Linked DNA regions of Homo sapiens: region 1 is linked to region 2. Evidence: chromatin loops called from intact Hi-C (ENCODE). Cell type or tissue: Caco-2. All regions are shown on one strand. Region 1 overlaps FOXP4 (forkhead box P4). Region 2 overlaps MDFI (MyoD family inhibitor).

What was found. Peaks named below come from ENCODE experiments on the same cell type or tissue, not always from the same donor. Only the 100,000 strongest peaks of a DNase experiment are listed, where the experiment ranks them.
Region 1: a loop joins it to region 2, with 2.8 times the contacts of the local background. A loop is called at or near these places in 2 of 110 quality-filtered maps.

The regions. Positions count from the first base shown.
Region 1 is chr6:41,600,258-41,605,257 of GRCh38, forward strand. It overlaps FOXP4 (forkhead box P4), which reads left to right. Exons shown (of 17, transcript NM_001012426.2): 17 at 1-2,127. Among named protein-coding and RNA genes, the nearest start is that of MIR4641, 4.0 kb to the left of the region's middle. RefSeq lists an enhancer at 2,814-3,108. In Caco-2, CTCF peaks have their summits at 1,586 (motif pointing left) and 2,984 (motif pointing right); DNase peaks (open chromatin) are centred at 1,538, 2,684 and 2,994.
Region 2 is chr6:41,650,358-41,655,357 of GRCh38, forward strand. It overlaps MDFI (MyoD family inhibitor), which reads left to right. Exons shown (of 5, transcript NM_005586.4): 5 at 2,962-3,887. The coding sequence ends at 3,218. Among named protein-coding and RNA genes, the nearest start is that of MDFI, 14 kb to the left of the region's middle. In Caco-2, no CTCF peak of the experiment used is centred here; a DNase peak (open chromatin) is centred at 3,004.

The sequences.
Region 1 (5,000 bases), 50 kb before region 2:
GCCCTTCTCCCTGACCCTGGGCTGCTTCCTGGGGGCTCTCCAGACCCCTCTCTAGGACCAAGTCACCCGTCGTGCTGGGAGTGTGGATTCTAGCAAAAGAGCTGGAAAAAAGTCAGACTCTCCACAGACCCCCTATGGGGGACCCCCAACTCAAGGCCAAGGACTGGGCGTATCGGATGCTCATAACACCCCTGGCCTGGCCCCTTTACTGAGAAGACTCCTTGGATATTTCCCAAGAACCCCCCACATACACCCCTCACAAGCCACCCCTCCTGAGAGGCAGGGGGCCCTCCGCCCCCTCCCCATGTATTCCCCACCTGTGTTCCGTTTGACCAGCACAGAAATATTAAACGTCCTCTATTCACCGGGCCCTGTGTGTGTCACCGAGGTGCGGGAGGGGAGGAGCATTAAAGCTGAAAGATCGCTCTGCTCGGGGAGCCTGGGCAGAGCAGCAGCAACGTGAGGGTCGCTGTGGTGGTGGTTTCTGTGAGTGGATGGAATGAGCAGCCCTGCAGGGGCGCTGGGCATGTGCCCTCACTGTGGACAGGGCCCACCCACCTCCGGTTCCCCTGTGCCTCCTGTCCCTTCCACGCTTAAACAGGGTTCTCTGTCATTTTCCTGTTTTCTTCCAGAGTCCCAATCCTTTGCCCTAGTTCTTTCACTAGTTTGAAATCCAAGTTCTTGCCAGAGTGTTGGAGCAAGGCAGCTGATTTGCTGCAGGGATGGAGAGGACCACCGCCGCAGGGTTCTTTTACCTGTGCCACCAGCTCTGGAGACATCCACACCCATTCCCAGGTGTCCTTCCAGGCCCATTGTCCACGTCTTCAAGGGGGCTGCCTGGATAGGCGTGTGTGTGTGTAGTGCCCAGGTGTGGTGGTGGCATCCTGAAGCAGTAGGACCATTAGTGTGCGTGCACACCCACGTGGCACACTGTGTGGTGACCATGGTCATCATAGTGGGCTCACGGCGGAAACGGGATCATTCAACCTATACAAAGGGGACCCTGGATAGGCTGCAAGGAAAGAGGCCAAGGGCCAAGCTGCTAAGCCAAAGATGGCCCCTGACACCTCCCCCAGCCCCAGCACACCAGCCTGCACCTCTTATCCCGTGTTAAGTCCTGGTTCCCCACCTGCTGCCCCTCCTCAACACAGAGCCCCTCCCGCCGCCTCAGACCCCTGTGCACATCCCCAGGGCCTCAGCCGTCTCATTGGTCTTTATTTTTTATTTTTTTTAAGATGGAGTTTCGCTCTTATTGCCCAGACTGGAGTGCAGTGATGCTATCTCGGCTCACTGCAACCTTTGCCTCCCAGGTTCAAGTGATTCTCCTGCCTCAGCCTCCCAAGTAGCTGGGATTACAGGCGTGCACCACCACGCCGGGCTAAATTTTTTTGTATTTTTAGTAGAGACGGGGTTTCTCTATGTTGGTCAGGCTGATCTCGAACTCCCGACCTCAGGTGATCCGCCAGCCTCAGCCTCCCAAAGTGCTGGGATTACAGGCGTGAGCCACTGCACCCGGCTCTCACTGGTCTTACGCCACCTTCTGGACACTCCCTCCTTGAGGGCAGAAAGGAGTCCCAGGCCTGTCCCTAGGGACAAGGCCCAGGGAAGAGTGTATTTGGGGAGCAGGGGAGGGGAGGGTGTTGAGAAAGCTGAACTGGAGTCAATCACCCTTCCCACAAATCACCAAACTGCTGGAACTCTCCAGCCAAATGCTGGGAGAAGGACCTGGAGGGTGAGTCTTTGCTGACCTCTCTCTACTCTCAGGCATGTCTTTTGTCCTTTTCGTCCATCTATTTCTGTCTGTCGCTCACTCGCCCCGCTTTCTCTGTCTCACCTTCATCCACTCTGCAGGCCTGCTCCACCACAGCCCTAATCCTCTGGACGCTTGTGTAGGGCCTGGGGTGAATTCCCTGTCCCCCATGGTACCTCGAGAGGGGCTGGGGAGCTCAGCTTGGTCTCAGAGTCTCCCCACCAGATACTGTTTAAAAAAGTAGCACTGATGTGTTTTGTAATCTGCCCCTCCCAGCCCTCCGTGGAGGCTGCCAGGGCCTTGTACGGTAAACCTAGCTGCATGTAATCTGTGGACAATGGCATTCTCTACAATGCAATAAAAACAATTACCCATGATTTTGCTGCGGCCGCTTCCCCTTTCCCCTTCTTCCCCTCCCAGCTGGGACCTACCAGAATGCCCCAGAGAATCCTTAGGTGTTGGCTGCCAGTCTCCCAGCCCCCTTACTCTGCCCCCTTGAAGAAGTAGTCAGTTCTGTGGACCAGCCCCGGGGGCATTCTTCCTATGCCAGACTCTGGAGGGACAAGACTGCACCTAGCTTTATTCTCAGGACCGTCCTTCCCGCGGTCTAACTTCAGTTTCTCCTGCTTCAACTAGAGTCCTCTTTTTATTCCTCTCACAGGGATATAGTGAATGGTCAGTGCATTTGCAGGTGGGGTGATGATCTATTTTGGACACTGGTACAGGAGAGGGTCTTGCAATATAAGAAACAAGAGCTGTTATGAACCACCACCTTCTGGGTGCATTGGGCTTATAGACTCAGTAATTTATTTTCTTCCTGATCTGACATCCTACATGGGGCAGCCCTCCCACAATTATTACCTTATTCGAAGTATGAACCAACATGTCCACCCCACCCCCAACCCCCATCACGCTTTGCCTCAGGAAGCGCTGCATGCTGGGTATGTAGCTTCTCTCCTTTCTACTGTTAACTCACAGCCAGGGAGTAGGCTGTTAACTGCAGCTGGCAGCTTGTCCTGGTCTTAGCATTGCTGAGCCCTGTTGGGGAAGCTATCTTTGGAACCTGGGGAAAAAAAAAAGAGAAATACTCCAAGCCGGACGTTTTAGGGGTGGGATAAGTAGCGCTCTGCGCTCTGCATCCGACAGAAGTCCCCCTTCCCCTTGGCACTCAGCACTTCGCTCCCCCACCATGAACTCGCCACCTTGCCCAAGGCCTTCTTGCCGATGGTCAGCAGAGGGCGCTTTAAACAAAGCAGACCGGCTCCTCTGGACAAACTTGCCTGTTTCCGGGGCACAGAACAACTTCCCTGAGAATGCCAGCCGCCGTACAGCGGAGGGCTCAGTACCTGTTTTTAATAGTAATAATTATTAACAGTTAATGAGCCCTCATTATGTGCCAGGCACTATCCTAGAAGCTTTATATTTCATTTCATCCCCAAAACGACTCTGAGTTAGGTATTATTATCCCCATTTTATAGATGAAGAGACTGAGGCAGAGTCAAAGAGATGAGCAGATAAAGCATTAAGAATAAAGAATCTTTGCAGATGAGCAATCCGGGTTCTGGGTTTAAAAAAAAAAATGAACCTGTGGCTGACGGTGGGGAAAGAGAAGAGGGAGACCCTGTGGTTTGCCCCTGCTTTCTAGTGACACGATTTACTTTGGTGATCGCTGCTTCCCTCCTTCTCTGGAGGCTCCGAGTGGGGAAATGAGGCTCCGAGCGCCTCGAAGCTGGGAATTAGGCCCTGGCTTCTGAGTTCCCCAGCTGCCATTCTACTCTAAGCAGAATAAGGTAAATTGATCTTGAAACAGTCACTGAAGGACAGAGTGAGGCAGAGAAGTCTGAATTACCCTATAAAAATAATCAGACAGGGGCCCTTCTGATGGGACGGTGAGGCAGAGCAGTGCAGACAAAGATCCCCCTGTCTGTGGTGGGGACTTTAAAATGACACCCCTCATGCACAGCACACACCTTCACACACACATGCACATGCTACTACCCGATATACTGACACCAGAGGTCCCTTCCATCTGCAGTCATCTCTAGGTGACCAGAAATGGACCCCCAGGGTGGGACATCCCACCACACAGAACCCCCGACACCTCACTGGCCTGCAGTCTGCATCCGCCTCAGGATCAAAAGTTTAGAAAAACAGCCCCTCCTGAGAAGGCAGTCATGGTGGCAGCCCAGGCTGAAAGGCCCTCTGTCCTAGCCAGGAGGGGCCAGGGACAGGGCGTGGGGGCTGGCAACCTTCAGAAGACTGGCTGAATTAACAGGGACAGTGCAGTGGTGGGCTGGGTAACCAAGCTGGCACTCTGGGCTTCTGGCCCTGGCCCTCCCACGAGGGCCTCTCCTGCTCTGGGACCTGGAATGCAGGCCTGTCTATACAAGGCCACCATGCTTGGGCTCCAGGAGTGGGCCAGGTACAGGGGGTAAGGGTGGGTGGTCACCAGAGAAACACAGGGTGGGTCTCTGTTCTCTGAGAGCTGCTTCTCTGGCTGGGAAACAGATGGAGATCAGCCGACTGTCATGTGCTGTGAGGGAGTAAACACAAGGGTTCAAATCCTGGCTCTGCTGCTTGCCAGGTCTGTGGCATTGGGAAAGCCACTGGACCTCTCTGGGCCTCAGAGTTCTCATTTGTAGAATGGGGTGGAGTAATAATCTCTACATCACTGGCTTGTTGAGAAGATTAATGATATATAAAAAGATGTCTGGGCCGGGTGCGGTGGCTCACGCCTGTAATCCCAGCACTTTGGGAGGCCAAGGTGGGTGGATCACGAGGTCAGGAGATCAAGACCATCCTGGCTAACAAGGTGAAACCCCGTCTCTACTAAAAATACAAAAAATTAGCCGGGCGCGGTGGCGGGCGCCTGTAGTCCCAGCTACTCGGGAGGCTGAGGCAGGAGAATGGCGTGAACCCGGGAAGCGGAGCTTGCAGTGAGCCGAGATTGCACCACTGCAGTCCGCAGTCCGGCCTGGGCGACAGAGCGAGACTCCGTCTCAAAAAAAAAAAAAAAAAAAAAAAGATGTCTGGTGCATAATATGCCCTCAATACATAATGGCTGTTAATAAAATGGAGTCCTGGGTGCCAGTCACCATAGGGGCTCAGAGGGACCTAAGTGCTTACTGGGGACCAGTGTATCCTGGAAGACTCCCTGGAAGAGTTCTGGAGCTGAGGAGGGGAAATTTGGGTAGAAAGAGGGGAGAAGAAAGAACATTCTAGGCCTGCAGGGGAACTGAGATGGAGCTTA
Region 2 (5,000 bases):
CAGGGGCAGCCAGTCCCCTCCTCATCAGCCATCAATTGAACATGGCCAACAGCTGCCTGAGCTCAGTGATGGCCTGACCTTTACCTCAGAATGTTCCAGTGATTCCTGTCCATGTGAAGGGACCCTGGCCTGGGCATCTGCAAAACACACTTGCACATAACATGCTCAGAAACCTTCCCACTCTGCAAAGCAGATTCTGCCCAACAGTCTTTTTCCTTTTTTTTTTTTTTTTTTGAGATGGAGTCTTGCTCTGTCGCCCAGGCTGGAGCGCAGTGGCGCAATCTTGGCTCACTGCAACCTCCTTCTCCCGGGTTCAAGCGATTCTTCTGTCTCAGCCTCCTGAGTAGCTGGAACTACAGGCGCGTCCCACCACGCCCAGCTAATTTTTGTATTTTTAGTAGAGACAGGATTTCGCCATATTGGCCAGCTTGGTCTCGAACTCCTGACCTCAGGTGATCCACCCGCCTCGGCCTCCCAAAGTTCTGGGATTACCGGCGTGAGCCACCAAGCCCAGTCCCAACAGTCTTATTTATGAAGGAGCCATTTATTCATTTAAAATGTCCTGGCCAGGCACGTTGGCTCACTTCTGTAATCCCAGCCCTTTGGGATCCACCGAGGCAGGTGGATCACCTGAGGTCAGGAGTTCAAGACCAGCCTTGTCTAAATGGTGAAACCCTGTCTCTACTAAAAATACAAAAAATTAGCCAGGCGTGGCGGTGGGCGCCTGTAATCCCAGCTACTCCGGAGGCGGAGGTTGCAGTGAGCCAAGATCGTGCCCGAGATTGCACTCCAGCCTGGGCAACAAGAGCAAAACTTTGTCTCAAAGAAAAATAAAATGAAATGTCCTAGGCACCTGCTATGTGCTGGAAACCTGGTTCATGACCTCATAAAGCTCTCATGAGAGACGTAGATAGGTAATCGCCATACGATGTGATAAGTGCAATGATAAACTCATGCAGAGGATTACGCAAACACAGGGGGACCACTCACACCAGCCCAGAAATCTGGGGAGGGAATCCTGGGAAGGCTTGGAGGTGATGTCTGAACATGCCTTAAAAGACCAGAAGGAGGCTCCAGCCAGGAGAGCATGCGCACAGAGCTGAGAAATGGCCAGTGTGGCTGGAGGGTGAACTGCCAAAGGTGAGACTCCTAGCAGGCAGGGGTCCTGGGAGGTCCTTACCAACCAGGCAGTAAGCCTAGACTATCTGGAGAGCAGTAGGGAGCCACTGAAGGGTTTTAAACAAGGTGGTCACCTCATTAGATTTACGTTTGAAGATAACTACCCTATCCAGTTTGGAGAGAGATCACAAGACCCTAGTTCCCTCCACACAGGAATGCAGGAGAACAGGGTTAGACCCTCCACAGCACAGTGAACCTCCCAGGGGGCCCCCTGGCCAGGAGAGCTGCACGCTTTGCCCCATGGCCTGGCCCCAGCACACGGAGGGCTGCAGGACGTGGGTTCTAGAGCCAGCAGCCTGGATTCAAGTCCCAGCTCCACCACCTCCCAGCTGGTGCCCAGCGCAGCTTCATGCATTTCTATTCTATTCACTGAGCACCTCTATGTGTCTGGCGCTGTTCTAGGGACTTGTAATCTTTCATTGAACAAAATGGGCAAAGATGCCTGCCCTGCTGGAGCTTACATATCCGGTAGAAGGAGATGACAATGAATATGAGGAAACCGTGTAGTACAGTGGGAGGCGATGTCCTCTGAGGGAAGAAGAAGGCAGTCAGGTAGGGCCGGGCAGGGAGTGTGAGGCAGAGCCAGCCGGTTGCGGTATTGAAGCGGGTGGTGGAAGGCCTCGGTGAGAGGTGGCATTTGGGCAAAGAAGGAGATGAGGGACTCAGCCAAGCACGTGCCTGTGGCAAGATTGTTCCAGGCAGAGGAATCAGCGCCTGCATGGCCAAGGAGCAGCCAGGAGGCTGGCGTGGCCAGAGCAGAGTGATCTGGAGGAGAAGAGTGGGAGAAGAGAACTAAGAGGGCACAGGGACCACACTACAGGGGGCCTCAGAGGCCACTTCAAAGATTTCAGCTTTTATCACAAGCGACATGTGAACCATGGGAGGGGTCTGAGCAGAGGAGGGCCAGGATCCAACAGGTATTTCTAAAGGATCCCTCTGGCTGCGGTGTGGAGTGGAGATGCCAGGTGGCAGTGGTCAAAGGGAGACCAGTAAGCAGGCTGTCGAAGGTGTCCAGGTGAGAGATGAGCCAGGTGGTAGGATTCTGGGTGTAGACTTAACTACTCTCCCTCTCTTTTTTTTTTTTTTTTTTTTTTGAGAGAGAGTCCAGCTCTTGTTGCCCAGGCTGGAGTGCAATGGTGTGATCTCGGCTCACTACTACAGCCTCCACCTCCTGGGTTCAAGCGATTCTCCTGCCTCAGCCTCCCAAGTAGCTGGGATTATAGGCGTGTGCCACCACGCCCAGCTAATTTTTTGTATTTTTAATAGAGATGGGATTTCGCCATGTTGGCCAGGCTGGTCTCGAACTCCTAACCTCAGGTGATCCGCCCACCTCGGCCTCCCAAAGAGCTGGGATTACAGGCATGAGCCACTGGGCCCGGCCGACTTCTCTTAACCTCAGTCTCTTCATCTGTAGAGTGGGGCTAGTAAAGGCCCCTGCCTCATAGATTCATTGGAGGCCTAAATGAATGTAATTCATGCACAGCACTCAGAACAGTGCCAAGAACATGTATCACTCCATATGTTGGTTAAACAAATAAACAGAGGGTGGCTAAGAGCAAGGATGATCCAGACTGCCCGCTCCGATGTGCTTAACTGTCTGTGCCTCGGGGTCATCACCTAGAAAATGGAGCTGTGGGGACGGATTCGTGAGCTTCAGGCACACAGTGAACACTCAGCGTCCCTGCTGCTGCCGCTGCCGCAGGCCCCCACACCCCCGGCTATTTCACACACGCTCATCCCTCCCCTCTCTCACCCGTCCCCCTCTCCACCGCCACCCCGCAGACTGCTGTGTCCACTGCATCCTGTCCTGCCTGTTCTGCGAGTTCCTGACGCTGTGCAACATCGTCCTGGACTGCGCCACCTGTGGCTCCTGCAGCTCGGAGGACTCGTGCCTCTGCTGCTGCTGCTGTGGCTCTGGCGAGTGTGCCGACTGCGACCTGCCCTGCGACCTGGACTGCGGCATCCTGGATGCCTGCTGCGAGTCCGCGGACTGCCTGGAGATCTGCATGGAGTGCTGTGGGCTCTGCTTCTCCTCCTGAGCCTCTGTCGGGGGCTAAGCCAGCCTGGCGCCCCTGCAGATTCCAGCAGGGTCCCTCTGAGTGGGGCCAGGCCCAGGACTGTCACACAAGGCTTGAGAAGCCCCCTCTCCCTGGTCCTCTCCTACCCACCCATGTCCTCTCAGAACCCCAGCCTTGAAAATAGTGGGGGGCACTCAGAGGGGCCACCTCCTCAGCCGTGGGTGGTGGGCCCATGGCAGAGAAGCCTGAACTCTTTACTGGGTTACCAGGTTCATACATTGCTGAGGACCTGACAGGACAACCTAGGGGCAGGGCTGGGGTGGGGACCGCAGGGGGCAGCCAGGGCTGGGGAACACTGTGAAAGTTACTTGGGGAGGGTGGGCCGGTGGGGCCGTAGCTCTCTACCTCTCCCTGCTCCTGGTGCCTGCCTCTCTCCTCCACCCCAGGCTTAGAGGACAGAAAAATGTGAAGAGACGCCCCACCCACCCTCAGCCAGCCCTCTCCAGTCTCCTTTCCTAGGCTTTTTTGGGGGCCTAACCCACGCAGTGACCCCAGAGGGCAGGGCTAGGCGAGAGCCTGGGGTGGGGCGGGAGGGGGAACAGTATGGAAAAGACTGGAAGGGGAAAGGAAGGGAAGGGAGGGAGGGTCTGTTCTATCTGTTGCTGTAAATAAAGATATTTGTCCATCTCAGATTTCCTCAGGACTCATGACTAATTGCCATGGACCCTGACTCTCAAAAGCAAACGCCCCCTACCACCGCTAAAAAGCACCCACATGGGTGAGGCTGCCCTGCCCTCTGGGGGCCCTGCCTCTTCTGCTTTCTTACCCCAGAAACTGCCCTGCCCTTCACGTTCCCCTCCCTTCTTCATGTTTCCCACTAAGGGAAGAAGGTTAAGGGGGTGCTGTCTCCCACCATTATTTCCTTCTTCCCACCAAGGGGAGGGGAAGCCCAGAGGGAAGAGTTAACCTTGGCATGGAATTAATTAACAGCAGATGTGTTCGGGTTTTGATTAATTAATCTCCTGCTGACTTCAGCTTCTCCAGCTCTATCCCATGAAGTCGCTCCAAGGCATAGGTGATGCCCATGACAGTGCCAGAGGGGTGCCTGGGAGGGGGCTACTCCAGGCCTGGGGCAGCCCAGACTTGCCCCTGGGCTTCACTGGAGGCCCAGTGGGGGTCACACACCCAGCCTCAGGCATCCCCCTATTGCCAGGCGTCTGAGAAAGAAGGAAGCCTTGTCAGGACTGCATGGGCCCCTACGGCCATCTGTGGGGCGGCCTTGGAGTGCAGAGGGAAGGGCCTGAGAAGCAATGGCGGCTGTGAGGATCGCAGGGCCGCACTGGGGGCAGCTGGACCAGCACCCCCCACACATATCCTGGACCTGGAGGAGGCCAGGAGAGGTCCAGGGGGCATGAGAGGCTCTGGGACAGTTGGGGCAACTTGGAGAACACTCAGCTGATGAAGGCCTTGAGACGGGGGCTGCAGGGGTATTAGTGGGCACTGCTTCCAGGAATGAAGGCTTGGAGTGGTTCCGAGGGATTCTGGAAGGAAGGAGTGGGGACTGGGGAAAAGGGCCAGATGAAATCCAAACTCTCTTAAGGAATGTCACAGGAGGGAGCAGCCTATGGCCTTGGGAGTGGGTTTCATTGCAGCAGGAGGAGGAGGTTCTAACAGGCAACGCAAACTAGCCCCCCACCCCCTCCCCACTCCATCTCCACGCACACACGCCTCACTTCACCAGCTTCAAGGTTTTCTGACCTCTGAGAGCACACAAGAAATTCAGGACACAGAGAGGAAGGGACC